3 separate regions of the Mus musculus genome follow, and regions 2 and 3 are each linked to region 1. Evidence: chromatin loops called from intact Hi-C (ENCODE). Cell type or tissue: heart. All regions are shown on one strand. Links, peaks and the distances in the headings refer to the core of each region. The heading gives the core; the rest is flanking DNA. Region 1 has its middle 11 kb from the start of Sp7. Region 2 holds the start of Npff (neuropeptide FF-amide peptide precursor). Region 3 overlaps Mfsd5 (major facilitator superfamily domain containing 5).

What was found. A loop is a pair of places that touch in the nucleus more often than their neighbours do. Peaks named below come from ENCODE experiments on the same cell type or tissue, not always from the same donor. Only the 100,000 strongest peaks of a DNase experiment are listed, where the experiment ranks them.
Region 2: it touches region 1 in a loop (2.6-fold over the local background); 6 of 42 quality-filtered maps call a loop at or near these places.
Region 3: it touches region 1 in a loop (8-fold over the local background); 8 of 42 quality-filtered maps call a loop at or near these places.

The regions. Positions count from the first base shown.
Region 1 is chr15:102,371,664-102,382,307 of GRCm38, reverse strand. No RefSeq gene overlaps it. Among named protein-coding and RNA genes, the nearest start is that of Sp7, 11 kb to the right of the region's middle. In heart, for the core only: a CTCF peak has its summit at 4,909 (motif pointing right); DNase peaks (open chromatin) are centred at 4,357, 4,917 and 5,317; H3K4me3 peaks cover 1,860 bases; H3K27ac peaks cover 1,998 bases; H3K27me3 peaks cover 347 bases.
Region 2 is chr15:102,519,017-102,529,660 of GRCm38, reverse strand. It overlaps Tarbp2 (TARBP2, RISC loading complex RNA binding subunit), which reads right to left. Exons shown (of 9, transcript NM_009319.3): 2 at 10,370-10,539; 3 at 9,084-9,186; 4 at 8,448-8,540; 5 at 7,865-7,937; 6 at 7,563-7,680; 7 at 7,110-7,237; 8 at 6,611-6,812; 9 at 5,985-6,476. The coding sequence ends at 6,319. It overlaps Npff (neuropeptide FF-amide peptide precursor), which reads left to right and starts at 5,040. Exons shown (of 3, transcript NM_018787.1): 1 at 5,040-5,154; 2 at 5,390-5,529; 3 at 5,632-5,822. The coding sequence starts at 5,053. The coding sequence ends at 5,734. It overlaps Atf7 (activating transcription factor 7), which reads left to right. Exons shown (of 12, transcript NM_001310067.1): 12 at 1-1,025. In heart, for the core only: CTCF peaks have their summits at 1,529 (motif pointing left) and 4,363 (motif pointing right); a DNase peak (open chromatin) is centred at 4,360; H3K4me3 peaks cover 250 bases; H3K27ac peaks cover 96 bases.
Region 3 is chr15:102,281,689-102,292,332 of GRCm38, reverse strand. It overlaps Mfsd5 (major facilitator superfamily domain containing 5), which reads right to left. Exons shown (of 2, transcript NM_134100.4): 2 at 10,589-10,644. Among named protein-coding and RNA genes, the nearest start is that of Mfsd5, 7.6 kb to the right of the region's middle. In heart, for the core only: a CTCF peak has its summit at 4,754 (motif pointing left); no DNase peak of the experiment used is centred there.

The DNA.
Region 1 (10,644 bases), core at 928-8,927:
GCCGCATGCTAGGTGAGTTAGGCTCTACCACCGAGCTGCAGCCCGCTGTTCATCTCTGAAGGAAATGCCCTCATCTTCAGGACAAAGAGTCCGAGAGAGTAAGGTAACTCCCTGGTTATCTGATTCCCAAGGTGGTGTACTTACTCAGTATTCAAACTGCTTTCCAGAGTCACGGCCAAGTGCAGTTGTTTACCAAGGTGTCTTCCGCTAGTTTACACATGCTCCCTGTCACACTTCTAGGAAACTCCTGACATAACAATAAGGGCCTCAAGAAATGTCTTTGTAAGGAAGGCAGGTGGGGTAGGACATGGGAACTTTGGACTCTGGCCTAGGGAACAAGATACCTTTGGACCTTTGTCAAGTGAGTCTCTCAGCCAAGACTGTGAGAAGGGCTAGAACCATTACCAAAAACGGTTCCCAGCTCCAGCCTCTGCTTTAGTACCAATAATTCTGTCATTGTCTCCTACAGAAAAGTGCCCCTATGCTGCCCAGTAGACTGGAGGCCCAGAGGATGCCGAAGTGTACAGTGGCAGCGTCTCAGTAGCTCACTGCTGCCACCTGCTGGTGAGGAGCAACATTGTCGATTCCCTAGGACTTCCTTAGGATTCTCCTTCACAGAATGCTTTGGCATTCCTGGTGTTCCTACACGCTGAGCTGATCGATCTGGACCGCAGGAAGTTTTTTTTTTTTTTTTTTTTTTTTTTTGTCTTGTTTTAACATTTCTTTGTGTGTATACACACATTTTTCCGTGTATACACACATTTGCCACCATTTTTTTTTTCTGGTTTTGGGAGACCTGAGTTAGATCCCAATAGAGATTGAACCCTGAATTCCACATGTGCATCTTGACATAATCAATCTCTCTCCCTCTCCCTCTCCTTCTTTCCCTCTCCTTCTCTCCCTCTCCTTCTCTCTCCCTCCCTCTCCCCCCCCTCTCTCTCTTACACACACACACATACCACACACACACACATTACCCCTCCTTCGCTGTTTTTCAAGCTTAGCACCAATGGATACCATTGGGAACTACACCATGAAGGCAGAATACAATACAGACTTTCTCTCACCCAGAAACAAAGAATATTTCTAATATTTCTAATAATTTCTAGCCTACAATCCCTATTTCATCAATAAATTTCCGTATTATATGAATTGGTCTTGCCTAGGATTCTACAGTACAAAAAATAATAACCCCACTTTTTTTTTTTTTTTTTTTTTTTTTGAGACAGGGTTTCTCTGTATAGTCCTGGCTGTCCTGGAACTCACTCTGTAGACCAGGCTGGCCTCGAACTCAGAAATCTGCCTGCCTCTGCCTCCCAAGTGCTGGGATTAAAGGCGTGTGCCTCCACACCCGGCTAGTTAGGGTTTTATTTTGCTTTTTATCACAGGGTCTCACAATGGAGACCTCATGGCCTGAAACACACTATGCATTCAAACTCGGAGATTGCCCAGCCTCTGCCTCCATGGTGCTGGGTTAAGGTGTGTGCCCCAAAACCTGGATGATGTTTTTGAGATAGGATTTCATTGTGTATCTCAGTCTTGCCTCAGCCTCATGAGCACTGGAATTATAGGCTTTTGCTGTAATGGACTGATGGTGTCATTGCATCTTCCCTGAAAGGGACGCTTGCTGGCTCTCTGTACCTTGTCAGAGTTTTGCTGAGTCTGTCGTACCCGTGTCTATGAGTTTGCCTCTCAACAGACACAGTTTCCTTCCTTTTTTCTTCTTTTTAATTAATTAATTAATTAATTAATCAATCAATTTTTGTTTTTTTGAGACAGGGTTTCTCTGTGTAGCTCTGGCTGTCTTGGAACTCACTCTGTAGACCAGGCTGGCCTCAAACTCAGAAATCCGCCTACCTCTGCCTCCTGAATGCTGGGATTAAAGGTGTGTGCCACCGCTGCCCGGCTTTATTTTTATTTTTTTATTTTTGTTTTATTGAGACAGGTTTTGTCTGTATAGCCCTGGCTGTCCTCAAACTCAGAGCTCTGCCTGTCTCTGCATGCTGGAATTAAAGACATGAGCCCTTACACCTGGTTCCCCCCACCCCCATTCTCTCACACCACTCCTGACTGCCCCCATTCTCTCACACCGCTCCTGACTGCCCCCATTCTCTCACACCGCTCCTGACTGCCCCCATTCTCTCACACAACTCCTGACTGCCCCCATTCTCTCACACCACTTCTGACTGCCCTGAGCTCCACGTAGTTTAAGGTGACTTTGAATTCCTGACCCTCCAGCCTTCAGCTCCTGAGTCCTGAGATTATAGGCTGTACCACCAGAATATCTCCATAATGTTTTTGTTTGTTTGTTTTTCAAATCAAAGTGCATTGCCATCTCCAGGAGAATGTTTTCAACTCTAAGAAAGACCTCAAAACTACAGTCTCTACCATTTGTTAAGTTTCTTTTCTAGGGGCTGGTGAGTTGGCTCAGTGGGTAAGAGCACCCGACCGCTCTTCCGGAGTTCAAATCCCAGCAACCACATGGTGGCTCACAACCATCTGTAACAAGATCTGACTCCCTCTTCTGGAGTGTCTGAAGACAGCTACAGTGTACTTACATATAATAAATAAATAAATCTAAAAAAAAAAGTTTCTTTTCTAGATGTCTCTAATGAAGAATAGCCACTTTGAATTTAATAAAATGTCTTTGTAGTAACCACTGAACTGATGTGTTTTTTTTTCTTGTTTAACATATTAATGAAGCCAGGCTGGGCGGTGATGGCGTACACCTTTAATCCCGGCCCTTGGGAGGCAGAGGCAGGCAGATTTCTGAGTTCGAGGCCAGCCTGGTCTACAAAGTGAGTTCCAGGACACCCAGGTCTATACTGAGAAACCCTATCCCGAAAAACAAAACAAAACAACCCCCCCCAAAAAAATCAAGCATATTAATGAAGCCAGCATAAACCAGAACCAAATAGTGTCATGAGTTTGGGGTATCCTGATTAATGTTTCTTGTGCCCATATACTCATCCCTCCCATCCTTCCACAGTGACCTATATCTTAGACTTGTGGAACTTTCCAGTTTCATATACTTCATACTTCCTCTGAACCAATGAGATGTTCTGAGAAACAGGAGACGATGTTTCCCTATTCTCAGCTTTTCTGAGTGTCTGTTCCAGACTCTATCCACAGACCAACCTATACCCAGCCAGGTAAGAGACAAACAGATGGGAGGCATGATAGTACACACCTGTAACCCCAGCATTTGAGAGATGGAGGCAGTAGGATCAGAAGTTCAAGGCCAAGTATACACAGGAAGCTCTATATCAAAACAAAACAATCCCCCAAACAACCAAAAACAAACAGAAAAGCTGGATGTTGTGTGGTGGTTCACATCTTTGATCTCAGCACTTGGGAGACAGAGGCAGGTGACTCTCTTGTGAGTTTGATGCTAGCCTGGTCTACATATTGAGTTCTAGTTTGTTTGAGACTGTCTCAAAACAAACAAAACTACAACAAGACCCATGATGTCACGTGGTGACCCATGCTTTTTCTTTTTTATAATTTATTTTTATTTTATGTGCATCAGCGTTTTGCCTTCATGAATGTCTGTGTGAGGGTGTCGGATTCCCTAGAACTGGAGTTACAGACTGCCATGTGTGTGCTGGGAGTTGAATTTGAGTCCTCTGAAAGAAGCAGCCAGCGCTCTTAAATCTTAGCCCCAGTTCCACACCTTTAATATCAGCACCCAGGAAGTAGAGGCAGGCCAATCTCTGTGAGTTGGCCAGGGGCTACATAGTGAAACCTTGTAAATAAATATCAGAGGACCAGCAAAGAGGGAGGAAGAGAGGCCTGTCACCAGGGAGGTTTCTTGATTTCCTGCCTGTCCTTGAGAGTCAGCCTAATGTTTGTTCTTCCTCAGGAATCAGAGAACTGCTCCTCTTTGCTCTCTTTGATTTTGGCTGTCATATATAAACTTAGTGGATGGATACCCTGCATTTCTATAATGGAACCAGCTAGGAGGTGCCCTCAGAGAAGCAATCTAATACCTTCCTAGGGTGGTATCCCGTTATTTTTGGATCTCTAAAGTCTCCTCACGAAGCAAAAAAGGACCAAGAAGTTAGACGGGGATGGGGTGGGGTGGAGATAGCATGTGGTGATATCTGTGGGTGTGTTGACTTTCTAAGACTCAGCCTGTGGTTCCTGTGTCGCCACGAATGCCCATGAGTGTATGACTGTGGCATGTGGTGTGTGCCTATGTCAGTCTGTGTGTCAGGGCAGGGGCTCCCTGTGGTGTGCAAATGTGTTGGGAGGGGGGTGATGGGGAGAGCCTGGCTCCTTTGCTTCCACCCCCATCCCTGCTCCCATCTGGCCTTGATCAGTGGGTCCCTGGGGAGGGAGCCGCGGTTTCGGATACAGGAAAATGTTCCAGGAAGCGGCCACTGTGCTGAACCCGGCTTGGGCTCCCCCAGCGGAAATTGTTACAGGAAGGAGGAGGGGAGGGAGTGTTGCGATAGGATTAAGGATGGAGGAGGGTGGCTCTTGGCTCCTCTCTGGATGGGATAAAGCTGAATAAGTTGATGGGAATCTCAGGTCAGCCAGGATCCTGGATGCTACCACCTCAATCATTTAATGCAAAACTGGGAACTTGGAAAATAGGGTCCCTTTCCCTTTTTATTCTCTCGAATCCTTTTTATAGTTCTATTACCTACCATGAATGCCAGCTGGGACCAGGATACCTGGGTATTGCCTGAAAATGACTTGGCTTGGTGAGGGGCTAAAGAGTCAGCCCCTCTCCTCTCCGCATTGAAGGGGCTTTGAAGCTCATGTCCAGGACTGGGAGGGATGCCTAATTGGGATAATGGAGGTTAATGGGGCGCCTGGAGGGGGTGGCCACGCTTCTAGATCAAAGAAGCCAGCTCTTCCCAACCACCACAGCTGGAGGTCACAGCTGGAGGGGGAGGGGCAGGGACTCAGAGCCAGCCAGCAGGGGGTGCTCTGGCCTCGGAATGCTTGTCCTCTGGCGTCTCAGGCTCCTTCTTCGATCTGCTTTTGCCCGAGAACGCTTATCCTGAGGTTCTGAGTCCTCTTTTTTGGGTGCTGGGGAAGAGGGAAAGGTCAACAGGATGTCAACTTCCTCAGGTTGTTGCAGGGTCCCAAAGCACTAGCTTTAGATCCAGTTTGGAGAAAGCCAAGGCTGGGAGGCTAAGTTTATAAGGGAGGCAGAGAAAGACCCGACTTGGCATTGGGGGTGTTGGCTAGGATGGAGGCCAAGGGGCACCAGCGCTTCCCCGCCATCGCCCCCCTCCCCGGGGTTGGCGCTCCCTCTCGGGCTCTAATCGGCGCGGCGGCCGCAGCGGGCAGAGTCAGCGCCGCCAGTCTCCGGGACGCGACTCCCAGCAATTGTGGTCGGGACCGCAGATATGCAGCTGCCTCCTGCCCGGGCGCCTGGCCCGGCCGGCCCCGCCTGCGCCCCGCCCCGCCCCCAGCCGGCCCGCCCCTTGCCTGCCAGCAGCACCGGGACACTGAGGCATGCAAGAGGTCCCAGGTGGCCAGCGTAAGCGGTGGAGATGCCCCAGCCCAGACCTCACTATGTTCATTGTCCCTCTGCCCGCTCTGTTTCTCAGCTTTAGCTGGAGGCTTATACTTTCACTGTACGCCTTGCTTCGAGCCTCCTCTTGGAAAAAGTCGAACAGTGCTTTGATGCTTTGAAATGCAGGGGAGGGGAGGGATGTCTGACTGAGATGGAGGAGGAGGGTGGAGATGGGCGCGATGGCGGACTCTCATTGACAAGGGCAGCGGGGAAAGTTTCTAAGTAGAGGAGAAAAGGACGGAATGGGAGAAGCAGGGGCGAGTGTCAAAGGGTAGGAAAATAGTTCTTTAGAGGCACCCCAGCCATTCAGGGGCTTCCTGCTAGAATGCTGAGAGAAAACGCTCAGATACTGCACTGGCCCCTTCCTCAATGCTGAGCAGAGCCACTGACTATCCAGAGCTATTCTCAGCACTGAACTTTAAAACCTGCATGCCTGCTCATTTTTCCTGTGAGGCTGGCTCTCCTTTCCACCCCGTACACTTTGACCTCTGGCTTGGTGTGATGACACCAATTGCCATCCTCATCTCCAGTTTTGTCCTCCAGCAACCTGTGATGAACTAACACGTATCATGTATGAAGCAAGTACTAAGCGGTGGATACTGTTTATAGTTAAGGGATAGAGGTGTAGTCCAGTGGTAGTTATAAGTGTAGTCTGGTAGTAGTTATAAGTGTAGTCTGGTAGTAGTTATAGGTGTAGTTTAGTTATATTATAGGTGTAGTCCAGTGGTAGTTATAGGTGTAGTTTAGTGGTAGAGCGCTTATGTAGTTTGTGTGAGACCCTGTGATTGATGTCTAGCATCGAGTGGGTGGTCCAGCATACATTTCTAATTTTTGTGGGTTTTAAAAAATTAGCCAGGCCGTAGTGGCCCATACCTTTAGCCCCAGAGCTCAAAGGCAGAGGCAGGAAGATCTCTGTGAGTTTGAAGCCAACCTGGTCTACAGAGTGAGTTCCAGGACAGCCAGGGCTCACAGTGAAACCCTTTCTCAAAAAACCAAATAAACCAAATTGCTTTTGAGTGTGTGTGTGTGTGTGTGTGTGTGTGTATGTGTGTGTGTGTCACAATGCATATGTGGTGGAGGTCAGGAGTCAGTGCTATCCTTTTACCTTGTAGGTCACAGGGATAGAATTCAGGTCCCCTGGCACGATGGCAGGTATCTTTACCCACTGAGCACTGTGCACAGTTTCAAATCATTATAACAACCTTGAGAGATGACTGTCTTGTTTCTCCTTTCTACAGAAGAGGAATCCTAGGTTAAACAGTTTGCCCAAGCTTGCACCATACTAAATGGCTGACAGACACAGAACTGTCGGGCTCTAAGACCCCCTTTCATGCTCATCTTTGCAGCCAGGGCTATCTTTTTAATATACAAACATTTCTATATGTTGTCCTGGGGATTAAGGTCACATACCTTGCATAGCTGATGAGACATTTCCCACCCCCACTTTCTCTCTCATGTTCTGGGGTGGAACTCCTGGGATCTATGCTTGTGAAACACTCTACCACTGTCTACAGAATCCAACCCCCACATCCCCTTTGTGTGTGTGGCAGAGCTTCACTAAATTGCCTATGCTGGCCGTGGGCTCTTGAGTAGCCCGCAGTCTCTGGAGTAGCTGGGAATACAGGCCCATTCCACGAGGCCTGGTTCAGCCTTCACCCTATGCTCCAGTCATATGCACAGAGGTGCTAACTCTTCTTACCCTGGAACAATGTGCATTTGCAATATTTCTATTTTGTTGTTGTTTTCTTGGAGGACGGAATGTCGGGATATAGCTGCCTGACCTGGAATTCACAATTCTCTTGCCTTTCTGCCTTCTGTCCCAATTGTCGTAATTGCCAGTGTGTTCAACCTCACCCCGCCAGACCAAGTCTTATTTTTATTGAGCCTTGAGCCTTCCTTCCTTCCTTCCTTCCTTCTTCCCTTCCTTCCTTCCTTCCTTCCTTCCTTCCTTCCTTCCTTCCTTCATACCTCCCTCGTCTCCTTCCATTTTCTTCCTTCTTTCCTCTGGTAGAATCTTACTATGTAGCTCTGGCTAGTTTTAAACTCATGGCACCGCACTCCCTCTACCTCAGCCTCCTAAGTGCTAGGACCACCTTCAGCTTTTTTGGTTTCTTTATATGGTTTTCTTCTAGCCTTCCACTACTGACTTAGATCAATTCTGTCTCCTGTAGCACACACTACTTGCTTTAATTAAAAGGCTTCCTCTTTTTGTTAGTTACAGGATAGTTTGTGAGGCACAGAACTGGATCAGTCATGTTTATGGTTGCAGACCTGTGTGCCTAGCTCTGTGTGCTCTGCATAAAGTAGGTGTTTGCTGAGTGAGTCAACTCTCTGTAGACTTACCCTATATCTCTCATATAGCTGTGATCCTAACAACTAGAGCAACTAGAGCAGGGCTCTGCCTATTCAGCATGTAGAAGATCCTGAGTTTAATCCCCTGACATGAGAGAGAGAGAGAGAGAGAGAGAGAGAGAGAGAGAGAGAGAGAGAGAGAGAGAGAGGAAGTTAGTTAAAGATTGGAATGTAGCAGCTGGACGCAGTGGCACATGCCTTTAATCCCAGCACTCGAGAGGCAGTGGCAGGCGGATTTCTGAGTTCGAGGCCAGCCTGGTCTACAAAGTGAGTTCCAGGACAGTCAGGGCTATACTGAGAAACCCTGACTCAAAACACCCCCCTCCAAAAAAAAAAAAAAGAGCAGTGTATGTTCATTATCACTGAGCCATCTCTCCAGTACTAAAGATGCTAATATATTTCATGTGACATATTTCGAGGCATACTTTTTCTCTGAAAATAAAATATGGAACACTTCATGAACTTGTATATTGTCCTCACACAGGGGCCATGTGGGTCTCTGTGTTGTTCCAAGTTTTAATACCTGTGCTGCAGAAGGGTTACCCAGGGCATTCCCCAGAGACTGAGAGGGTCTTTGTTCAATACTGGCCTGTGGAAACCCAACCAGGGTAGCATCACATGATCCCAGGGTACACACATGTTCCCAGGGTACACACATGTTCCCAGGGTACACACATGTTCATAGGGTAGCATCACATGTTCACAGGGTGCACACATGTTTTCAGGGTAGCATCACATGTTCACAGGGTGCACACATGTTCACAGGGTGCACACATGATCCCAGGGTGCACACATGTTCACAGGGTACACACATGTTCACAGGGTGCACACATGTTCACAGGGTACACACATGTTCCCAGGGTAGCATCACATGTTCACAGGGTACACACATGTTCCCAGGGTAGCATCACATGTTCACAGGGTACACACATGTTCTCCTGTTTCCAGCCTGGTCCTCTCTGTCCTTGCTTCTTCTCTCTCTTGTCATCGTTCTCTCTGATTCTGAGCTGTTTCCCCCAAATCTGCAGTTTCATTTCAGGGCTCAGATGTCAACCAAGGAAACTGAGGTTCAGAGAAGGAGAGAACCAAGACTTGGAGCCCTGTGGCTGCCAGGAGTCAGAGAAACCTGTATTGTGTATGCATACTTGTTGGGGCGGGGGACTTCTTTTCCAAGCTGGATGGAGTTTGTCCCCCTTATCCCTTCCTGTGCCATCAGCTTTGCCTCTGAGCTCCAGATTCCTCAACGTCAAATCAAAATGCTAGATTGGGGCACTAGATTGTGTCCAACTCCTAAGCCCCAAGCCTACGAGTGAGTTCTTCCCTTGACCCAGGGAAAGTTTCTCTGGTTTCCAGCTACTGCTCTTCTGTTGTTAGCAGCTGTTCTTCACAGCTCTTCTCTGTGTCCCTACTGGGTGTCTATGTTCTGTTTTCCTGTCTTTGTCTTTTTTGGGTTTTGTTGGTTTTGTTGGTGGTGGTGGTTTTGTTTTTTAAAGATTTATTTATTTATTTTATTTCTATGAGTACATTGTAGCTGTCTTCAGACACACCAGAGAAGGGCATCGGATCCCATTACAGATGGTTGTGAGCCACCATGTGGTTGCTGGGGATTTGAACTCAGGACCTCTGGAAGAGCAGTCAGTGCTCTTAACCACTGAGCCATCTCTCCAGCCCCCAGTTTTGTTTTTAAATAAATCCTTTATTTCTTTATAAGGTAGGGGCATGTGGAACAGCACACACACACACACACACACACACACACACACACACACGCGCGTGCGCGCGTGGAGTCAGTTCTTTCCATGTGGGTTCTGAGGTTCAAACTCAGGGTATCCGTTTAGCAGCAAGTATCCTTCCTTTCCCATGGAACTGTCTGGCTTATGTCTATTTTGGTTTTTCAGTCTGATGTCACCCTAACTCATATTGGACCAGAACTCAGTATGGAGCCTAGGATGGTCTGGAACTTGTGGCAATCCTCCTGCCTCAGCTTCCTGAGTGCTGTGATTACGACCATAGGCCAGCGCACCTGGCATCCTTTCTTCTTGAGATGTGTTTTTTACCATGTCATCCAGGCTGGCCTTGAACTCACGATCCTTTCCCTCCTCGTAATGGAGATGATAGTCTCAGACCCTGCGTCTGGCTCCTTTTGTCTTCCCATTTTCCTATCTCTGGGTGCCTTCTTCTTTCTTGACCCCTCTAGATTGCCTGTCATTGGAGTCACCATCGGAGGGGAGGGTTGGGCCTGGGTGCTTGGGGGCGGGCAGTGGCCAGACTAGGGGCTTGGGACATGAGTGCAACTTTCCAAGCTTCTCTTCCAGGCCCCTGTGGTTGGGGAGGCTCCACAGAGGGAGAGATGAGTCAGCGGGGCCACAGAGCAGGGGGGCAGGTGGGTGGGGTAAGGATGCCTGGGGTTCCCCAGGGCCGGGGAGTCTGCTAAGGCCATCTGGGTCTCTGTACTCTATGGGTGTGGGTACTAAAGGATCAAAGGTTGCTCCTGTCCTGGTAGGATGGAAAAAGAGCAACATCTTGGTGTCTGTTCTTAGATTTGCTTGTTCGCCTTCTCAGATAGCCCAGGCTAACCTTGACTTCACTATGTAGCTGAGGGTAGATTTAAACTTCTGATTCCCCTGTCTCTATTCTCCCAAGTATGGGATCACTTGCCTATGTGGAGATGCTGTGCTGACAGGAGTTTGAGTGGGTTCACAGGGGAGCATCAAGGTCATTGTATCTGTGCGCATGGGTGTGTACTGGTATGAACAGGA
Region 2 (10,644 bases), core at 960-8,959, 150 kb before region 1:
CCTCCTGAGTTGGCCACTCTGAAGGTGAGCTTTAACTAACAGTCTCTGCTGCTAGTTCACACTAATGCATGACAGTCCCTAGCGGACAGGCTGGGAGCATCTTAGCTCTGGGATGACAACGATTACTTTAAATGTCTTCTCTGCCTTAGAATTGATATTTTTATTTCCCCCAGTCCTTCCTTCCTCTTCCATTAAAACAGCCACCACCACATTACTCATCTCAAATTCTAGGTTGGTCTTCCTTCTAGTCTTAGCTCTAAAACTCTTGCCTGCATTGGTCTGGACTCATATTTCCTTGCAGGCTACTAGTTCTGCATTCTTGGTGACTTTAGCCAGCAGGAAGGCCAGGAGTGGTGGTGGCATATGCCTTTGATCCCAGCACTTTTGAGGGAAGCAGAGGCAGGCAGATCTCTTTGTGTTCAAGACCAGTCTGGTCTACATAGGGAGTTCAAAGCCAATCATAGCTATGCAGTGAGACCCTGTCTCAAAACAAACAAACAAAATCAGCAGGAGCCTTAGTTGTCCATTTCTTCCCTGTGCACACACCACATCTCTTACAGGAAGATTAGCCTCCACCCCCACAGTGGAGCCTCCTACATCCTGATAGAGTATATGTTGAGAAGCCATGTGTATCTATGAATATAGCTCTGTTCTATATCCTTTTGACATGTAGCAATACCTCTCCATCCTCAAGGAACTCAACCCAGTCTGGGTCTCCCCAGGCTCCAGTGGTAGACTCTGACAGGTGGGAGGATACAGTGCTCTGGGCTGTTTTGTTACAAAAGTGTCTTCTGTCCTTTCCCTCCTCCCAATTCAGCATGACCCCTGTGAGCAGGCTCTCACAATCTCCTGGGGCAGGGCTGAGGCAGGGGCTTTCAGCTCTTCTCCATAACTATCCCTTCTTCCTTCCCCCATGCCATTTAGCAGTTATCACCCAGCCTTGCCTTCTCCCTCCATCCCTTGCCCTGACATATACTGTGCCTTATTTATGCTGCAAATATAACATTAAACTATCAAGAGAATGACTGGTATGTTTGGTGCTTCCCTACGCAGACTCATGGGGCCCATTGGTCACTCCTAGAGACTCAGTAGGCATTTGTGTCTGACCATCCTCCTCCTTCCACTTCTTAGGGCAGAACTAGCAGGCTCTCTCTGCTTTCAGTAAGTAACATGGTGTTGGAAAAGGCACAGAGTTCAGATCTTTAAACTGCCTCAGAGCCAAGGCATCACAAAAAGACTGACCAATGGGAATACTGAACACCCTGGCTCTTTCAGTGTTTTATGCTCACCCACTTCCAACAATTGAAAGGAAGAAAAAGTCCTACTCCCAAGAAAGGGGCTTGGGAGTGTACAAAGAGGTAGACAAAGTCAAGCTTTCTCCAGAGACTAGAAGGAATAGCTGAAGAGATGGCTCAGTAGTTAAGAGGAAAAACTGCTCTTGTCTCAAAAGATCCGTTTGGTCCCCACACCCATGTTGGCTAGTTTACCACCACCCTTAACTCCAGCTGCAAGGGATCTGGTGCCCTCTTTTGGCCCCCACAGGCACTGCACTCACTTGCATAACCCTTCCCCCAGCACACATATACACAATTAAAAAGTTAAAAAAAAAAAAATTAAAAAGAGAAGAAGATTGGAAACTCGAGGCAAACTTTGTAAAAGCAGATTAAAGCTCACAGGAGAACAGGTAATGATCAGGGTGAGGAAGACGGACAGGTGAGCCACTGATCCTTTCTGTGTCTGTGTCTTCCACTAAAAGTGGAAACCACCAAGGAGACAGACTGAAGAACCTGACAAAAGACAGAACAGGTACCTCTAAGGTTCCTTGGTAGAACAGATCTACTGGGTTGGTGTCTGGTGAAGGACTCAGAGCCTCCTTAGGAAATGGAAACACTTACTGGCCATCACTGTGTGGGCCCCAGCAATTAAGGTACTTACTGCCAAGCCTGAAGACCTGAGCTTGATCCCTGGATACATGTGGTGGGAAGAGAACTGGCAAGGTGTTCTCTGAGCTCCACATATGCTCTGTGGGGCATGTGTCTCCTTCTCCCCAGGTAAATAAATGAATGAGAAAGTGGGTGGGGAGCACACAGTATGTCCAAGAAAGAGAGAACATTACCAAAAGCTAAGACAGAGTCTGGAGGAAGACTGGAGAGGTGGCTCAGTGGTTAAGAGCACTTGTGTTCTAGAGGACTTGAGTTCCGTTCCATTTAGGTGGCTCACATCTGGAATTCCAGCTCCTCAGACACCCGCTCTTGCAGATATACAATTAAAAATTTAAAAAAAAATTTTTTTTAAAGATTTATTTATTTATTATATGTAAGTACACTGTAGCTGTCTTCAGACACTCCAGAAGAGGGAGTCAGATCTTGTTACAGATGGCTGTGAGCCACCATGTGGTTGCTGGGATTTGAATTCTGGACTTTCGGAAGAACAGTCAGGTGCTCTTACCCACTGAGCCATCTCACCAGCCCCAATATTTTTTTTTTTTTTTTTTGAGACAGGGTTTCTCTGTGTAGCTCTCACTGTCCTGGAACTCATTCTGTAGACCAGGCTGGCCTTGAACTCAGAGATTTGCCCTACCTCCCAAGTGCTGGGACTAAAGGCATATGTCACCACAGGCCAGCTGAGATCCTGTATTTAAATAAATAAGTCTGGAAGGTGATAAATAAAACTAAGTCTAGAAGATGAGAATCCTAGCACACAGGTTAGGATGATTAATTTTTGTTGAGGTTAGAAGTGAACCAGCTTCTTTGTGAACTTAGTAGCTTCAGCCCAGACTCCGGTACTGAAGCAGCAGTGCAGTGAACACAGGGTGGCTGCTGTGAGACTGCTGTGTACGCAACCCATCTGCTGTTCAGGACAGCTTCCTGTTCACAGGGTTAGGTTTTTTTATTGTTCTCTGGGTGCTGGAGATTGTGCTCAGGGGCCTCCAGCAAGTTGCCTCTTTGTTGTTTTTTTGTTTGTTTGTTTTGTTTTGAGGCAGGGTTTCTCTGTGTAGCCTTGGCTGTTTTGGAACTAGCTCTGTAGAAGAGCCTGGCCTCGACTCAAAAAGATCAGCCTGCCTCTGAAGTCACACAGTGAATTTCGAGAGCAAAGATAAAATACGAAATTTCTGCCAGGTGTGGTGGTGCACATCTGTAATCCCAGCACTTGAGAAACTAAAAACAGAGGCCAGCATATTGGGCTACATACAGAGTCTCAGGCTTAGAAAACCAGACAAGCTGGGCACTGTGACACACACTTTAATCCCAGCACTTGGGAGGCAGAGGCATCCTAATCTACATAGTAAATTCTAGACCAGCCAAGGCTAAATGGTGACACCTGTTTCACACACACACACACACACACACACACACACACACACACACACACACACACACACACACAGTGGAGACAGGAAAAGAGAGAGGTGGGGAGAGAAACCGAGAAGACCCACAACAAAAGCAGCAGTGAAATATTTCAACTATAATGTATGACAAGCTCTACAGGAAATCTTGAGACAAACCTTACAGAAAGGTTCACCCAAGCCTGGATGCATTGTATTCTAGAACATCAGAAACCTGATCTAGAAGGTCTCCCTCTGCAGTAGAGCACCTGCCTACCATACACAAGGCTCTTCATTTGGACTTGATTCCCAAGAAAGAAATTTTAAAATGCCACTTATCCGCAAACCTAAAATGTAAGTTGGTTCCAATAAAGTACTTCCCTGTTGAGCAAAGAAGATGTGGATACATGGTATTTCTCCAAATATGTGAGGGGCTTTTACATATGACTGAGAGATAACCTGAGACTCCATTGAACAAGCTAGGACCTCTGGTAGAGGCCACCAAGAAGCTAAAGCCCACTCAGCACTCTCTGGAGATGGTAAGTTCCCCAGGACTGGAGTGGGAGGACAGCAAAGGGAATCACAGTTGACATTTTGAAAACACCGGGTCTGTGCTTTCCTACAAAATGCATCCCAAATGTTTCTCCTAGCAAGTAATTCATTTTACTGTTCCCATATGTAAGTGAGGAAAAAAAGAGTGTGAGCAGCTTGCTTTGCTCATGGGGTAGAACCCCGACAGTCCTTCTTCTGTTTAGGCTAGAGACATGGTACTCTGACACCTGGATTTGCAAGTGAGGTTAGGACTAGCTCCTTTAAAGGACCCTTCCCTGAACTGGAGTGATTGTCTGTCCCTAAAGCAGAACCCTAGTCGCCAGCTCCAGTAGTATATTAGAACCAGAACCAGGCAGAGCCCATGCTGACCAGACGGAACTGGAAAAATGTCACAATTCTGGGCCCCAAAGAACTAGGTCCTCAAGTCCTAGACAAAATGTATGGAAAGGGAAATGGCTGGACGTGGCAGTGAAGAGTAGTGGCCACAAGGTGGCAGCAGAGTTTCAGCTGTGGAGGCCCAATCCCCAGTTCTCTTGCAAAGATGGGCCTGTCCACAAAATTTACAGGCCACCTCTACTCAGTAAGGCTCCAAAAAGAGTCTCCTATCTCTCACTTAACTATTCACAGGTAAATCTTAAAGGGTAGTGAACCCACATTTAACCTGACTAGAAGCAGTGGGGATTGAAATGGGGCTGTGGTCCTGATCACCCATTCCAGGCAGGAGTAGGGACCAAGCTGGTTCACCCTAGCCTGCACTTAACACTAGTTCCTTCCCATCCAGGACATAATGCCCAATTCTGACAGGAGTTTCTCCAGTCAGGAACAAGAGGTGATCAATTGAAGCTTCTCCAATCTGTTGAAGGATTGGAGGTTCTTCTAAGGTTCCCCCAGGGTCTAACTCTGACAAACTGTCTGCAATTAATGATGCTTCCTGAGCTCCGGAGACAAGATTTATGCATCTAATAAAGTCTATATAACTCCAGGCTTAGGCTGGGGGGGAGGAAGCTAAGAGCAGAGAGTCCCCAGGGGAGTACGGGAGGGGGGGTCCCAGGTGGCTCTTAATAGAGCCATGCATTTCCATTGCTTGTCTAGATTTCCCCCCAGGCTGCCGGTGAGGTGGGGGTAGGGACATCAGGTATAAGAAGACCGTGGGCACTCAGGAGGCAGATGGCAGCATGGACTCCAAGTGGGCTGCTCTGCTGCTGCTGCTACTGCTGCTGCTGAATTGGGGCCACACTGAAGAGGCAGGGAGCTGGGGTGAAGACCAAGTCTTTGCAGTGAGTGAACATCCTGCTGCCCCATCCACCCAGCCGCCATCTCTCCTTCAGCTGAAACTTATGATACAGGGTTTGGTGTTCCCCAGGCTGCTAAGGTCTTCAAAAAGTCTGGCTTCTAAGGGAGGGAAATGGCTTCTCAGCCCACGCAAGTTTCCCCTAGAAGCCATTCTTTCCCTCCATGTCTTCAGTGTACAAGACACTGCCAGGTTCCTTCCCTGCCACTCTCTCATCACAGGGAGAAGATAAGGGACCCCACCCACCACAGTATGCCCACATTCCAGACAGGATCCAGACTCCTGGGTCCCTCTTTCGTGTTCTGCTCCAGGCCATGGACACACCTAGAAGGAGCCCAGCCTTCCTGTTTCAGCCCCAGAGGTGAGTTCCAAAGGGAAGAGGCTGAGAAGGGTGGAGGGCAGAGGAAGATGTGAGAGAAGGTGAGATGGAGGGAGTGCCAACTAAGGATGAATCTCTCCTAAGGTTTGGCAGAAGTGCATGGGGGTCCTGGAGCAAGGAACAGCTAAATCCGCAGGCCAGACAGTTCTGGAGCCTGGCCGCTCCTCAGCGCTTTGGGAAGAAGTAGCATCGTCAGCTGTGATGCCTGCATGCAAAACCACTTCCCCATGTTCCCTGTGTGCCCCCAAATAAAAATGGTCCGGCTGGCTTCAGAATCCCTGTGTTTGGACAAGACTGTCAGGGAGCAGGTGGGAGCCCAAGGGCAATAGCTGTAGCCCCCCTTCACCTCCACTCAGTCTCTAGCCATTCTGTTGTTAAGGATCCCCAAGGCTACTACTGCACCTTGCCTCCTCTCGGTAACAAAAAAGAACAAGGGGTTCAAAAGGAGAACAAGCTCACCATGTTTATTCCTTATACCCTCATGACCCAAGGCCAGAGAGAGCAGGGTTTTGGAAGCCAAAGAGCAGCATTTATTCAGGACTCCAATAGATTCATCCATCACCCACGGAATGAGGACAAATCCTGTGCTGGCTGGGGCCCTGTGGTTCATGGCTCCTTGCTTGCCTGTGCCTTCCTCAGTCTCAAGGCAGACAGGCTGTGTCAGAGGTAGAGATGGCACCTCTGGAGGGTACCAGAGCTAGGTGGATACATGGACCCAGGGGCAGAAGGAGCAAGAAGTAAAAGATGCATATCCATCACTGCAGTGGGATGCTACTTGCTACCCGCCATGATCCTGAGGTACTGTAGGGCGCGGTGAGCAGCATCACCTCGGGCTGCCTCCCTGGTGGTTGCAGAACCATAACACACAGTGGCTGGCTGGGTGGACAGTTCCACTAGGCACTGGCAGAGCCCACTCAGGCTCAGTTCCTCTGGAAACCAAGAAAGAGAAGGGAGGCACTGGTGGGGAAGGGGCACCAAACAGTGTACACATCACCCATCTCCCAACTCCTTCATACTTGCTTTGATCCAGTCCCCTCCATCCCCAGTCTCTAGTTGGCCATACCAATATCCAGATAGCTGACATGGAAAGCCTGCTCCTCAGAGAGCTCACTGAGGACACTGCAGCAGGCAGAGCCCAGAGCCCCTAGAGAGCCCACGGAGCAACTGCGAAGGGATAGGATCTTTTCTCCCACAGAATTCCGCAAGGAATCCCAGGTGCAGCCTGGCCCACGATTCCTCAGTCCATCCAGGCGGGAGCTCACGCCCTAATGAGATAAGAGTGAGAAAGCAGCTAAGGACTGTGGGACCCAAGAACTGGGTATTATGCTCTGACTCCTGGCAGCCTTCCTCATCCCAGGAAAAGTTGCCTATAGGGGCTTTGCCCTAGGCCAGCTTTCACTAGTGACCCTACATATAGGCTGAGGGGACTTCTGGGCGCACAGGTTCAAGGAGCCCTGGGAAGGAAAGCAGGCCCATACTCACTTCCAAACCACAGACCCAACCCAATTCCGTACCATGTCCTGCAGTGTGAACCACATGTCGAGCCCACACAAGCCACTTACAATGGAAAAATGATCGTCATCAGGCTCTGCCTCATTGCCATCCCGGGCATCCAGAGGTACAGTGTGCACTCGAAGGAGCATCTTAGCTGCTGCGTTACGCTTTGCCAGCTTTTTGGAAGTGCCACTGCCTGAGGGTGGGGAAGGAATTGTTCAACTTGGGGATTCCTAACAGACCAATGCTTTCCCTCTAGGTTAACTTAGACAGTCACCCAATGAGATACCACTGCAAAGAGGAGCTCAAGGCCTGATCTTTTTAACTGAGGAGTTGGTGAGCCAGATAAGAGGGGGAAAGATGGGCAGGGACAAGGGAGAGACAGGAAGGCAGGAGCTGAGCAAGGACCTGCAAAGCAAAGGAAGCTGGGACAGAGCACAGCCAGGCAAAGAACCACCTTGTGTTTGGGGTTACAGTGTGGCAAAGAGAGAAGGTGAGTGAACCCCCTTTTCCCCAGTTACCAATCTCAATGAAACGCTCCACCCGGCAAGTCATGGTGAACTCTTTGCGGTGAGCAGGCCCAGACTCTTGGGTCACCATGTACTCTGGCAAACGCCAGCCTTTTTGCACCACCAGCTCCTTGAAAGAAAACCATAAGAGAGTCCAAGGCTTAGTGAGGAAAGGGTCCTTAGCCAATGGCCTTCTACCAAGAGCCTCCACCTTTGAGTGAGAAGGAGGACCACCCTACCCACAAGTGCACACGCCCCTGCCTCAGCCCTACTTCAGAGAAGATAGCACACATGACAATGAAGACGAGGCACACCTGCAGAGCACCGACGGGGTTGCACTCAGACTGCTGAGGAGAGACAGGGGGCTGCATCTCCATGGGAGGGCTCCTAAAGAAAAAAGGGCCCAGGCCAGTGCTGAGGAAAATGCAGAGGTTCCTCCTGTCCTGGTCATGGATCAAGTGCCAGCCACTACCACCTCCCAATTCCTCACCAGGCAGGCAGCTATCTGTCCAAACATCTAGCCTTTCTCCTCCCTCCCCACACCCCACCAAGTGAGGCTCTGCTACTTCCCAGGAGCACTTAGATGTGGAAATCCTTCAGCAATGTCCCTGTGATGGAGGTAAAGGAGCTGTACACACAGTCCTGGAAGTACCTTTTGGGTCTCAAACATGGAGCCTCTAAGATGTTTAAACAATCTAACATTCATTGCTTGGCTATTTAATCATCATAAATTACCTCCTAGCTCAGGCTTACCAACCAGCTGGTGCAAATTTTTCAATTACACCAGTCTGTCTTTACTCTCAGGCTTCCTCATCCTGACCTGCCTGAGTCCAAGAGCTATGAGACTAGAAGCCAAGACCCCCTCCTTCCTCCAAGACGTCAGGGGACTCAAGATACCTGGTTAGTACAGCAGATGGAACAGGGGCAGCAGCTTCTGCAGCAACGACAGGAGTGTCCTCAGGCGGTGAAGAGTCTAGGAGAGAAAAAGAACTTCCCGAGGGGAAGAAGGTCTTGGATTCACACCCATGTAGAAGGGAATGAGGGTGTGAGGTCCTTCTGACCTTTCCATCCCCTGAGAACTCCTTCCCCCCGATGCAGACTCGGAGAGCCTCAGCAACAGCTCTTCCTCCTGGGATCCTCTGCTGACCCCACACTGGCTCAGAAGCACTGAGGTTAGGGTGGGGGCTCAGAAAAGAGTCTCTTTCTACCCAACAAGCTGCAACCTGAATGTGGAAGAGGGAAAGCCATCTTGCTAGAAAGAGGGGGCATGCCAGGACCAACTTTATCAGTCTTTGCCTCCACCCCCTATGCCCTTTTCTCATGCCCCAGAGCAGCCACCACCCATCAAAGGGGGCTGGCTATTACTCTGAGGCACTCTAGAAACACCCTGTTCAGCTTCAGAGGAAATTCTCAGGAAGGGGCCACGAGAGGGTGGCCATGAGTCACCAGACCAGGCTTAGGGAGAGAAGTAGATAGTGCAGAGGCCTGGGTTCTCAGCGGGCTTCTAGTGTGCCTTGGCTGTTCCTCCCTCACCTGCTGTCCTCCAGGGCTGGTTCCAGCATGCTCCCCCCTTTGAGGTGTTTGAGGGCCACCTCAGCTGCCTTGTGCTTGGCTGCCTTCTTGCTGGGGCCCTGACCTAAGAAAAGGGGCGTGGGCAATACTGGAGGTCACCGGCAGGACAGCAGAGAAACCAGCCCCCACAGCCTATCTCCTCATAGCCAGAGGGAGTGAGAAGAGCCCTCTGACCAACCTCCCCTGTCAGAACTGGAAGGGTTCTACTAATTGTTGGACTAGCCTTTTTCCTAGTTAGCATTAACAGTCAACTTGGCACAACCTAGGATCTAAAAGGATCTGAAAGGAGAGCCTTAACTGAGGAATTGCCTACATCAGCCTGGCCTGAGGGCATGTCTGGGGGTGGGTGGGGGGGATGGACTGATAGTTAATTGATGCTGATATGCACAGCCCACTATTGTGGTACCACCCCTAGGCAGGTGGTCCTGAACTGTGTAAGAAATCTAGTAGAGTATAAATAAGCCAGCCAGCCAGCATGGAGTATCTGCCATTGTTCCTGCTGTGCTTCTGTGGCTGTGAAGTGAGTTCCTTAGTCAGAAGTAGCAAGAATCAGATTATTTTCTTTGGTCTTGACTGATAATGTGAGTTTCTTCCTTAGCTTCCCTTAGTCATGAATGTAACCTGAACTGTAAACCTATCAACCCTTTTCCTCCTCTAAACTGCTTTTAGTTTCGGAGCCTTACTACAGCAACAGAAATGGGCCTTGAACACCTCCTCTTTCAGTCAGCTCCCGTAATGAAACTGTGCCAGGCAGGATTTTTGAGCTCCAACACTGGTGGGTTGCGGAGGGATGTTTTGCTCTGTCTTTCTTTCCCCTTTTCTCTTCCCTCGGTAAATAGGAAATAGAGACAACTGAGGGTCTGAAGTCAAAGCTCTGCTCTGCCACTTATTACATGTGAACTGGAGCCTACCATTTAATTTCTCATACTAAGTTCTTCGTGTTCAATGTGAGGCATGAAGGCTAGCAGAGTATGTGCTCCCCCTAATACCCACGAGGAGTTCAATGTCTCATTTACTCTTCCTCTGGGGTGATAAAGTAGCAGATCTCTGTGACATTTCCTGTTCTCGCCAGTGAGTCTCTCGGGTCCCGTCCACCGTCTCACAGCCCTGTTCCAATCCTTCTTTCCCCCTGAAATATCTCCATCCCTCCCTGGCTTTAAAGGAGAGGACTGTGAGGTGATCGCATGATATTAAGCCACGGGCCCTGTGAATGCACACCCCAGCCAGGCTGCCCAGGCCTTCCTCACCAGTGCAGCTGGTGTCGCCAACGGTGACCCGAAAGGTGAAATTAGGTTGATGGGCTTGGCCCTCGGCTTTGAGAAGGTCGTACACGGGCGTCTTTCCTATTCTGGTCCCATACTCCTGAAGAAGGCTGATCGGGGTCTTGCCCGGGTTGGCGGCCAGCATTTGCTCTATGCTGGGAAGGGGCACAGACCAACATCACACTTCCCCTTTCGGCACCCACCTGGCAAATCACTGTCACATTAGACCTAGCCACATTATAGGGTCCATGAATTCCCAG
Region 3 (10,644 bases), core at 1,238-9,237, 90 kb after region 1:
TATATATATATGTGTGTGTGTATGTATGTGTATATATATACACACACACACATATATATATATATACATGATGTCTTAGGGATAAGACCAATACACAGTGTACTAGCTGGTTTTGTGCATCAACTTGACCCAAACTAAAGTCATCAGAGAAGAAGGAGCCACAGTTGAGGAATGCCTCCATGAGAGCCAGCTATAAGGCATTTTCTCGATTAGTGATCAATGCAGGAGGGACAACAGCCCATAGTGGGTGGTGCCATCCCTGGTCTGGTGGTCCTGGCTTCTATAAGAAAGTACACTGAGCAAACCACCACGTGGAGCAAGCCAGTGAACAGCACTCCCTCCTGGTCTCTTCATCAGCTCCTGCCTCCAGGTTCCATTCCTGCCTGAGTTCTTGTCCTGACTTCCTTCAGTGATGGACTATGATCTAGAAGCTGAATAAACCCAGGTTGCTTTTGTGTCATGGTGTTTTGTTGTAGCAGTAAAAACTAAAGAAGATACATAGATTTCGTTTTTGTTTTATTTTGTTTTGTTTTTAAGATAGGATCTCCTAGGCCATCCTAGAACTCACTGAGCTTAAACTCCTGATCCACCTGTCTCTGCCTCCTAAGTACTGTGATTACAGATCTGGAGCACCACACTTAATTACAGAACTTATGTATTTATTTATTTATTTGCAGTGCTATGGATTAAACCTAAGGCATTGCTCATGCTAGGCAAACCCTCTATCACTAAGCTATACTTAAATTTTCCAACATAATATTTTTAGCCAAACCTTGGATTTACTTTGTTTGTTGTTCTTGTTGTTGGGGGGGGGGTGGATTTTTTTGAGAGTTTTTCTTTTTCTTTTTTTTTGGGGGGGGGTGTTTTGTTTTTGTTTTGGTTTTGGTTTTTTTTTTTTTTTTTTTTTTTTTTTTTTTGGTTTTTTGAGACAGGGTTTCTCTGTATAGTCCTGGCTGTCCTGGAACTCACTTTGTAGACCAGGCTGGCCTCGAACTCAGAAAATCCGCCTGCCTCTGCCTCCCAAGTGCTGGGATTAAAGGCATGCACCACCACACCTGTCTGAGAGAGTTTTTCTACAAAGCCCTGGCTATCCTGGAACTCACAGAGATCTGTCTGCCTCTGTCTCTCTAGTGCTGGGATTTAAAGATTACAACACACCTGGTTCGTCTGTGGTTGTGTTTTTTGTTTGTTTGGTTTAGTTTTTTGAGACAGTGTTTTTCTATGTAACAATCTCTGTAGACAGGCTGGCCTTGAACTCACTGAGATCCACCTGCCTCTGCCTCCCAAGTTCTGGGATTAAAGGTGTGTGCCACCACGTCCATCTTGCATCTGTGGTTTTTGTTTTTTTGTTTGGTTTTTGGTTTTTGGAGACAGGGTTTCTCTGTGTAGTCCTGGCTGTCCTGGAACTCATTCTCTAGACCAGGCTGGCCTCGAACTCAGAAATCTGCCTGCCTCTGCCTCCCAAGTGCTGGGATTACAGGTATGCGCCACCACTGCCCAGCCTTGTTGTTGTTTTTTAAGATTTATTTATTATGATATCTAAGTACACTGTAGCTGTCTTCAGACACCAGAAGAGGGCATCAGATCTCATTAAGGATGGTTGTGAGCCCCCAATGAAGGAGCTAGAGAAAGTACCCAAGGAGCTAAAGGGGTCTGCAACCCTATAGGAGGAACAATAATATGAACTAACCGGTACCCCCCCCCCCAGAGCTGGTGTCTCTAGTTGCATATGTAGCAGAGGATGACCTAGTCAGCTATCAATGGGAGGAGAGGCCCTTGGTCTTGCAAAGATCATATGCCCCAGTACAGGGGAATGCCAGGGCCAGGAAGCTGGAGTGGGTGGGTTGAAGAGCAGGGTGGGGAGGGTATAGGGGACTTTCAGAGAGGAACCTAGGAAAGGGGATAGCATTTGAAATGTAGATGAAGGAAATATCTAATTAAAAAAAAAAAAAGATGGTTGTGAGCCACCATGTAGTTGGTGGGATTTGAACTCAGGACCTTTGGAAGAGCAGTCAGTGCTCTTAACTGGTGAACCATCTCTCCAGTCCCATATATATGGGGTTTTCTTTGTTTGTTTGTTTTTGTTTTTTCGAGACAGGGTTTCTCTGTGAAGCCCTGGCTGTCCTGGAACTCACTCTGCAGTCCAGGCTGGCCTCAAACTCAGAAATCTGCCTGCCTCTGCCTCCCAAGTGCTGGGATTAAAGGCATGTACCACCACCGCCCGGCGCATCTGTGTTTTTAAAGACTTATTTTATGGATATGAATGAGTGCTTGTATGTGTATATATGTAGCACATACATGTCTGGTGCCCAAGGAGACCATAGGAGTGGGGTTGGTTCATCTGTAACTAACATTACAGGAGTTGTGAGCCTTCTTGTAAGTGTGGGAACTGAAACCATCTCTCCAGGTCCTCCATTTTAACAGTGATGACCCATGGGGCTGGAGAGATGGCTCAGTGGTTAAGAGCACTGACTGCTCTTCCAGAGGTCCTGAGTTCAATCCCCAGCAACCACATGGTGGGTCTCAACCATCTGTAATGGGATATGGTGCTATTTTCTCGTGTGTCTGAAGGTCAGCTACAGTGTACTCACATAAAAAAAAAAAATCTAAAAAGAAAAAAAGATTACCTTGCTGGCCCTGACAGTAATTTACATACAGTTCTTGAAAAGCTGCTTTCTTATTTTGCTTTTGAGACAGGGTCCCACTGTGTATCCCTGGTTGGCCTAGAATTCAGAGACACTTCTGCCTCTATGACCCCAACCTCAGGGCTAGGGTCAAAGGTGTATGTCATTATTCCTAGTGAAAAAAAGTGTTTGGCCTAAGAGAGCATCTCAGTGGATGGACATATCTGTTTAGAATGACAGGTCCTGATTTGAACCTCAGAACTATAGTTACAAAAAGCTTGCCAGTAAGCTAGAACCATAGCTCAGTTGAGGCTAGCATGTACAAAGCCCTGGGTTCAATCCCCATCACCACATAAAACTAGAAATACTAGCAAATGTCTCCCAGCATTTGGGAGGTAGAGGCAGAAGGATCAGAAGTTCAAGGTCACGGTTATTATACAGAGAATTAAAAATTTGCTTAGGCTACATGAGATGCAATAAAAAAAAAAAAAAAAGCCATGTGGGGCCTGGACAGATGATTCAGCAGTTAACACTGGCTGCTCCTCCAGAGACCAGGATTCAATTCCCAGCACGCAGGTGGTAGCTCACAACTATAACTCCAGTTCAGGGGGATCTGACACACTCATACATGTTGAAGCCTGCCCGGCTAAGCATAGCTTTTATTACTTTGTTCCATGCATGCCATTCTTTGACAGAAGAATAAGTTGGCCCAGCAGGATCAAGCTGACCACATACCCAGTTATGTTATAATGATGATGATGATTGCAAATCCCCCAGCTGTAGCCTTCATTCAGGGCAAAGCAAGATAGAGGGCAGCTTAAACTGTTATGTCTAAAGGACTGAAGAAACTTGGAAGAAGGCCGACCACCCTGCAGCCCCCACTGTATCTGCTTATGAGCTCCTTATGTTTCTTCCCTATATAAACTGACCCTGGATAGAGTTCACCCTTGTTGCTTTTAGCTCTCGAGTCTGAGCTATGGCCCTGATTGATGAGTCTTGGAGTATGTGTTCAATAAACTATCCCTGTCTGACTGACATCAATGTTCCTCTGGTTTGTAGGGTGACTCCTGGACTCTAACAATACACACATACATGCATATGCAGGTAAAATACAACCAATGATCATAAAATAAGTAAGTTATTTTTAAAAATCACGTCAAGGCTGGGATGTGGCCAAGCACTTGCTGAGCATATAAAAGACCGGGAGTTCAATCTCCAGCACCACACTCATACACAGACACACACACACAGCAAAAAAATGAATAATATGATATGTTTATTTTTAAGTTATGTGTCCAGGTGTATAAGCCACATTGCTGGCAGTGGAATGACAGACAGGTGGTCGAACCTCTGTGCATGGACACTAGAGATTGAACTTAGGTATTCTGGAAGAGCAGTGTATGTCCTTGACCACCAACCTCTCCCTCCAGTCCAGTATAATCCAGTTTTTCTTTAAAACATTGCTGGGTCCAGCACTCACTCAGGAGGCAGAAACTGACAGAGTTCAAGGCCAGCCTGGACTACAAAGCCAGTTCTAGGACAGTCAGGCCCATACAATGAGATTCCATCTCAATTAATTTATCAATTAATTAACTGACAGATATGGTGACACACAAACTTAATCCCAGCACTTGGGGAGCAGAGGCAAACAGATTTCAGAGTTTGAGGCCAGCCTGGTTTACAAAGTAAGTTCTATGTCAGCCTGTGGTATATAGTAATTCCCTGTCTTAAAAAAATAATAAAAATTAAGGCAAAGGGAAAAATAATATAATAATAAAATAATAAATAACGACGGGTCTGGAGAGATGGCTCAGCAGTTATGAGCACTTGCTTCTCTTGCAGAAGACCTAAATTCAGTTCCTATCACCCACATGGCAGCTTACAACTGCCTGTAACTCCTTCTCCAAGAGATTTGATAACCTCAGTTGACCTACATGGGCTCCAGACACACATGTGGTACACATACATATATTCAGGCAAAATATTCAATACACATTAAAAATAAAATTATTAATAGGGCTGGAGAAATGGCTCAATGGTTAAGAGTATCATCTGCTCTTCCAGAGATTCAATGGCCAGTAACCATATGTTGGCTCATAACCATCTATTCTGGGATCTGCTGCCATCTTCTGGCATGCAGGTGTACATACAGATAGACTACTCATACATAAAATACAAAAAAAATCTAAAAAAATTTAAAAATACATTTTAAAATATTTATTTACTTTTATGTACATTGGTATTTTGCCTGCATGAATGTCTGTGTGAGAGTGTTGGATCCTTTGGAACTAGAGTTAAAGATAGTTGTTAGCCACCATGTAGGTGCTAGAAATTGAGCCCTGGTTCTCTGAAAGAGCAGCCAGTGATCATAACCCCTCAGCCATCTCTCCAACCCCTTAAATACATTAAAATTTTTTTTTAAATAGAGGGCTGGAGAGATGGCTCAGCAGTTAAGAGCACTGACTAGCCGGGCGTGGTGGCTCACGCCTTTAATCCCAGCACTTGGGAGGCAAAGACAGGCAGATTTCTGAGTTTGAGGCCAGCCTGGTCTACAAAGTGAGTTCCAGGACAGCCAAGACTATACAGAGAAACCCTGTCTCGAAAAAACAAACAAACAAACAAACAAGAACACTGACTGCTCTTCCAGAGGTCCTGAGTTCAATCCCCAGCAACTGCATGGTGGCTCACAACCATCTTTAGTAGGATCCAACACCAACTTCTGGTGTGTCTGAAGACATTGACAGTATACTTATACATAAAATAAATAAATAATCCTTTTAAAAAATATCTTTAAAGAAAATGTTTCTCTATATACCCCTGGCTGTTCTGGAACTAACTCGTGGAGTAGACCTGTCTGGCCTCAAACTCAAAAGAGCTCCCTAACTTTGCCTCCAGAGTGCTGGGGTTAAATGCATGCACCTTCACCACCCAACAGAGATAAGACATGTTTTTATAACTGTAGATCTGACCCCCAGCATGACACTCTAGGCCATTTAGTATTTTTATTCTGTGTTTTTTTTTTTTAGAAATTTATTTATTATATATAAATACACTGTAGCTGTCTTCAGACACTTCAGAAGAGGCATCAGATCTCACTAAGGATGGTTGTGAGCCACCATGTGGTTGCTGGGAATTGAACTCAGGACCTCTGGAAGAGCAGTCAGTGCTCTTAACCACTGAGCCATCTCTCCAGTCCCTTATCTGTGTTTCTATAGAAACATGGTAACAGACAATAATAAATTGGGTTTAGTGCTCACTGGTAGACTGCTTGCTTCATATGAGCAGTCAGGACACGTGAACTCCGTCCCGGGTACTATACAAAGAAGGCAGGGAGAAGGATGTCGTGGTGAAACCTGTAATCCTAGCACTCAGGAGGCTGAGGCAGGAGGATCACATTTGAGGCCATCCTGGGCTACATACAGTTTCAGGATATCCTGAGCTATAGAAATAGAATGAGATCTAAACTGAAAAGCACCACACGCCTTTCATCCCAGCACTGAGGAGGCAAAGGCAGGCAGATGTCTGAGTTCCGGGCCAGCCTGGTCTACAGAGTATGTAGCCAGGGCTATATAGAGAAACCTTGTTTCTCAAAACAATCAAAAAAAAATCAAAAGGATAAATGTAATACACACCTGTAGTCTTAGTACTTGGAAGGCTGAAGCAGGAGGATCAGGACTTTAAGGTGAAGTCAGAAAGATGGCTCCACGGGTAGAAAGGTGCATGTTGCCAAACTGACAACCTAAGGTTTATTTCTCTGTCCCTCACGATGGAAGGAAAGAACTGTCTCCTACAAGCGGTCCTCTGACCTTCTCACTCATGCTATGGCAGCCCCACCCTGCTGCACACACATTACATACACACAAATAAACTAAATATAATAAACTAATTTTTGAAGATTTTAAGATCATCCCTGGCTACCTAGGATGTACGCCTGCCGTGATGAAGCACACCCTCTGTTGTTGGCTTGCTTGTTTTTCGAGACAGGGTTTCTCCGTGTAGCTCTGGCTGTCCTGGAACTCACTCTGTAGGCCATGCTGGCTTCAAACTCAGAGATCTATTGCTTCTGCCTCCCAAGTGCTGGGATTAATGGCGAACATCCAACACCTTTAGTTCTAGCACTTGGTAGGCAAACACATGTGGAGCTGTGTAAGTTCAAGACCAGCCTGGACTACAAAGTGAGACCCAGCCACAAACAACAACAAAACAGAGAAAGAGAGGAGAAAGGAGAGAGATGGGAGGGAGGGAGGGATTGGGTTAGGGAATGGAATGCACAGCCTCTCTCCAAGAAGACTGCCAGCCAGGCCTATAGGACCACCCCCAGTCCATTAGGTTCTGTGGGGGTTTCTCCCCCCCCCATCTCCCAGAGAGAAGTATTGTGCCTAGATGGATGGGAAGGATCGGGAGCTCTTGAGGGAAGACTGTGGTCTGCATCAAGGCTGACCCCAAACTGACCTTCCCACTTGAGGAAGAGGAAAGGAGTTCAAGTGGAATGCACTGACAGTCCATCTGCGCGCACACCCAAAGCAGAGGGTCACTTGGATAGCCTGCTTCTTCCATCTGGGCTAGAACCAAGAATAAACACTGCTGGGAATCCCCTGGCCATGGGGATGCGCTGCAAAGCTCTGCTTCTCTTACGGCCCCCATGACTATTCACTCTCATCCCCCAAGCCTGATAAACTCAGCTGTGTTACAAGAGTCAAGAACTAGGATGTGAAAACAAACAGCTGAGGTTGGGGGTGCAGTTCAGCAGCAGCGCACTTGCTCAGGGTGTGTGAAGCCCTGGGTTCAGTCTCCCAAATCGAAAAAGATAAATCAAACACTTAGGCAGTACTTAAAATGTGGGCCAAGTACAAGGACTTAAGCACAGTAATATTTAATCTTCCCAAGAGCCCTATAGGGTAGAAACAACCATGCTGTTCTTTCCATTTCACAGATAAGGAAACTGAGGTGGAGAGTGGGGGAACTAGATTTGAACCAGGGCTCTCTCCCACCCCCTCGTTATTGTTTGTTTGTTGTTTTTCAAGACAGGGTTTCTCTGTGTACCCCTGGCTGTCCTGGAACTCTCTCTGTGGACCAGGCTAGACTTGAACTTAAGAGATCTTCCTGTCTCTGCTGGTATTAAAGACACACACTACCAGTGCCCAGCTTGCTTTGTTTGTTTGTTTGTTTGTTTGTTTGTTTGTTTTTGAGAGAGCCCAGACTGGCCTTCAATTTGCTTCATAGCTAAAGATGGCCTTGAACTCCTGACCCTCCTACCCATACTCCGTGAGTGTTGGGATGTCTATGCTACTTGACCTCAGTTTGTTTGTTTGTTTGTTTGTTTGTTTGTTTGTTTGTTTGTTTTTTGAGTAAGGGTCTTGCTACATAGCCCAGGCTGGGTTCCAAGTTGCTATGCATCTTAGAATGACCTTGTAATCTTGATTGCACAGCTCAGCCTCCCAAGTGGTAGGAACACTAGCATGAACTACTATGCAAAGGATCAGTTAGCTCACTGTACAGGCTCAATACAGCGCACATGTGGGGAGTTAGCATCTCATCGGAACCATAGGAACCCACAGATGGATCAGACTGCAGAGTCTAAATGCTCTCACCCTGGTCTGTCTCCTGGGGCAGAGCTTGGGACAGAGGAGCAAGACTAGAGACTAAACCACAAGTGTGTGAGAAACCATAAGGCATAAGCACTGTGTGTCAGGTGAGGGTCACAGCCTGGCAAGAGGCAGGTTTCATCTGTTTACCATTCATTTGCTACACAGTTTTAAGCCAACTAACAACCTTTCACATGTACTTTCCTTTCAGCCTTAAAAAAAAAAAAAAAAAAGCTGACAGTGACAGGGTCCTTAAACTTCCTTCCAGAGCTTTGGGCAGAGTCTGACAGGAAAGAATACACCCTACTCTTATCTGACCCTTTGACACAAGCTCATCAGGGACAAAATTAAAGGAACTTCGTAAGTTTCCCTTCTACAGGACTTCCTTATCATTTAAAAATATGAGCCCCCCCCCCCCGCCCCTTTATAGCTCCAGCGGTAAATACTACTGTCATCTATAAAACAAGTCACTAGCTAGGCATCTGTAATTCCAGTAGGCAAGGGAGACAGGCCTCTGAGACTTCATGGCCAGACTTGTCTACAAAGTCAGTTGAAGGCCAGACAAAACTACATAGTGAGACCCTGTCTTTAAAAACAGAAACTAGGGGCTGGAGAGATGGCTCAGCGATTAAGAGCACTGACTGCTCTTCCAAAGGTCCTGAGTTCAAACCCCAGCAATCACATGATGGCTCACAACCATCCATACAGCTACAGTGTACTCATATACATAAAATAAATAAATCTTAAAAACAAAACAAGAACAAAAAACAGAAACCAACAACAACAATAAAGCCAAATCATTAACTAGGCTCTAGATTCCCATCTAATAGGCTTCTGCATGGGTGATCCCTGACTAGGTGGATGAGAGGGAGGCTGTTTCGTCTCCAGGCATGCTCTAGGCATCAGCTTGTTGTACACAAGTGGGAGGCTCAAGTGAAAAGAGATTACATGATAGGAAAAGTCTACAGATAACTATAAAATGCATCTCCGTCTAGCTCAACAGGGTAGAAAAAGGAAGTTAAATGATTGCAACAGACTTTGTTTTGTTTAGCCTTGAGATAAATAATGGAGGGAGGGAAAAATGATACCTGTTTTTGTATTTATCCTCAACTTCCACAGCCTGGGTGGGGAGACACTGCCTTCTGCTGAGTGTACACTTGTACCCTGGTGCAGAAACTCCTCCCCCAGTTTACACTCTCTCTCCACACAGGCTGGTAGAGGACCTGGAACATCCTGAATTCTTCTGAGACCCAAGGAGAGGTAGTGAATTCCTTCTAGAACAGGTGGGTCCTCCAAACCCATCACAAGCACATTCCAGGACACACCCTTATGCCACTGTCCTCCCGCGGTCCTTCACCCCAATCCTTCTTAGAGAAGGCTCCGATTCCCTTGAGAAGCTTGGGTTCTGCTGGGAGGAGGAACGACAGATATGATCAGAGGCGAGGCAGGGAGGGGCCCACAAAACTGGTGTTCCAACTGGTACAGTTTCCTGCCACGATGACTTGCTAGCCTTTACCTAGGCTGGGTGGGGAAGAATCAGGTACAGACAAGACATCTCAGTCCCTCACCCTTTACCACTCTCTTCTTGGCAGCTTTTTTGTTTTGTTTTGTTTTGTTTTGTTTTGTTTGGAGACAGGTTTTCTCTGTATAGCCCTGGCTGTCCTGGAACTCACTTTGTAGACCAGGCTGGCCTTGAACTCAGAAATCCGCCTGCCTCTGCCTCCCGAGTGCTGGGATTAAAGGCGTGCACCACCACGCCCGGCTGCTTATGTTTCTTGAAGGAACTCAGGACCTAGTAGGTCCGGATGGCCCTGGACAAATGGGGCATTTGGGTCATGAAAGCAGAAAGCAGAGAAGCATGCATGCTCAGAACAGCAAGCTTATTCCTACAGGAAAGGCTTTTGTTTACCGTCATGGGGTAGTCACCAAAGCAGCCCAGAACACTGGAATCTTTGTTCAAGGGCTGAGTATATTGGGCACTGGATACATGCTTTAAGATCATTTTCCCTTTTTGAGGTAGAGAGAAGGCTCAGTGGCTAAAAGCACTTACTGCATAATCATGAGGACCAGAGATCAGATCTCAACATGTGTAATGAGTGTCCTGACTCTAAGCCCAACTTCAAGAGTCCATCTTTCCCCTGCATGTGAACTGAGGATTTTGCTTGCAAACTGGAGAGGGTACCTGTCCTAGCCAAGAGTAAGGACTTAGGAGCCTCTGAATCTTTCCACCCAGTTCTGTTGACAGGCATTTCACAGCCCTCAGTTTAGCTGGAGACATTTGACTTGAAGACATCAGAACCCCACCTGTACCTCAAAAATCTCCAGTTGCCCCCTCACCAGCAACTGAGGTGGGTACAGGAGAGGACAAGTGAGTCACATCCATTAGAAGTGTTTATTTTTACACAGCAAGGAGAAGGGAGTACACTGTCAGCTTT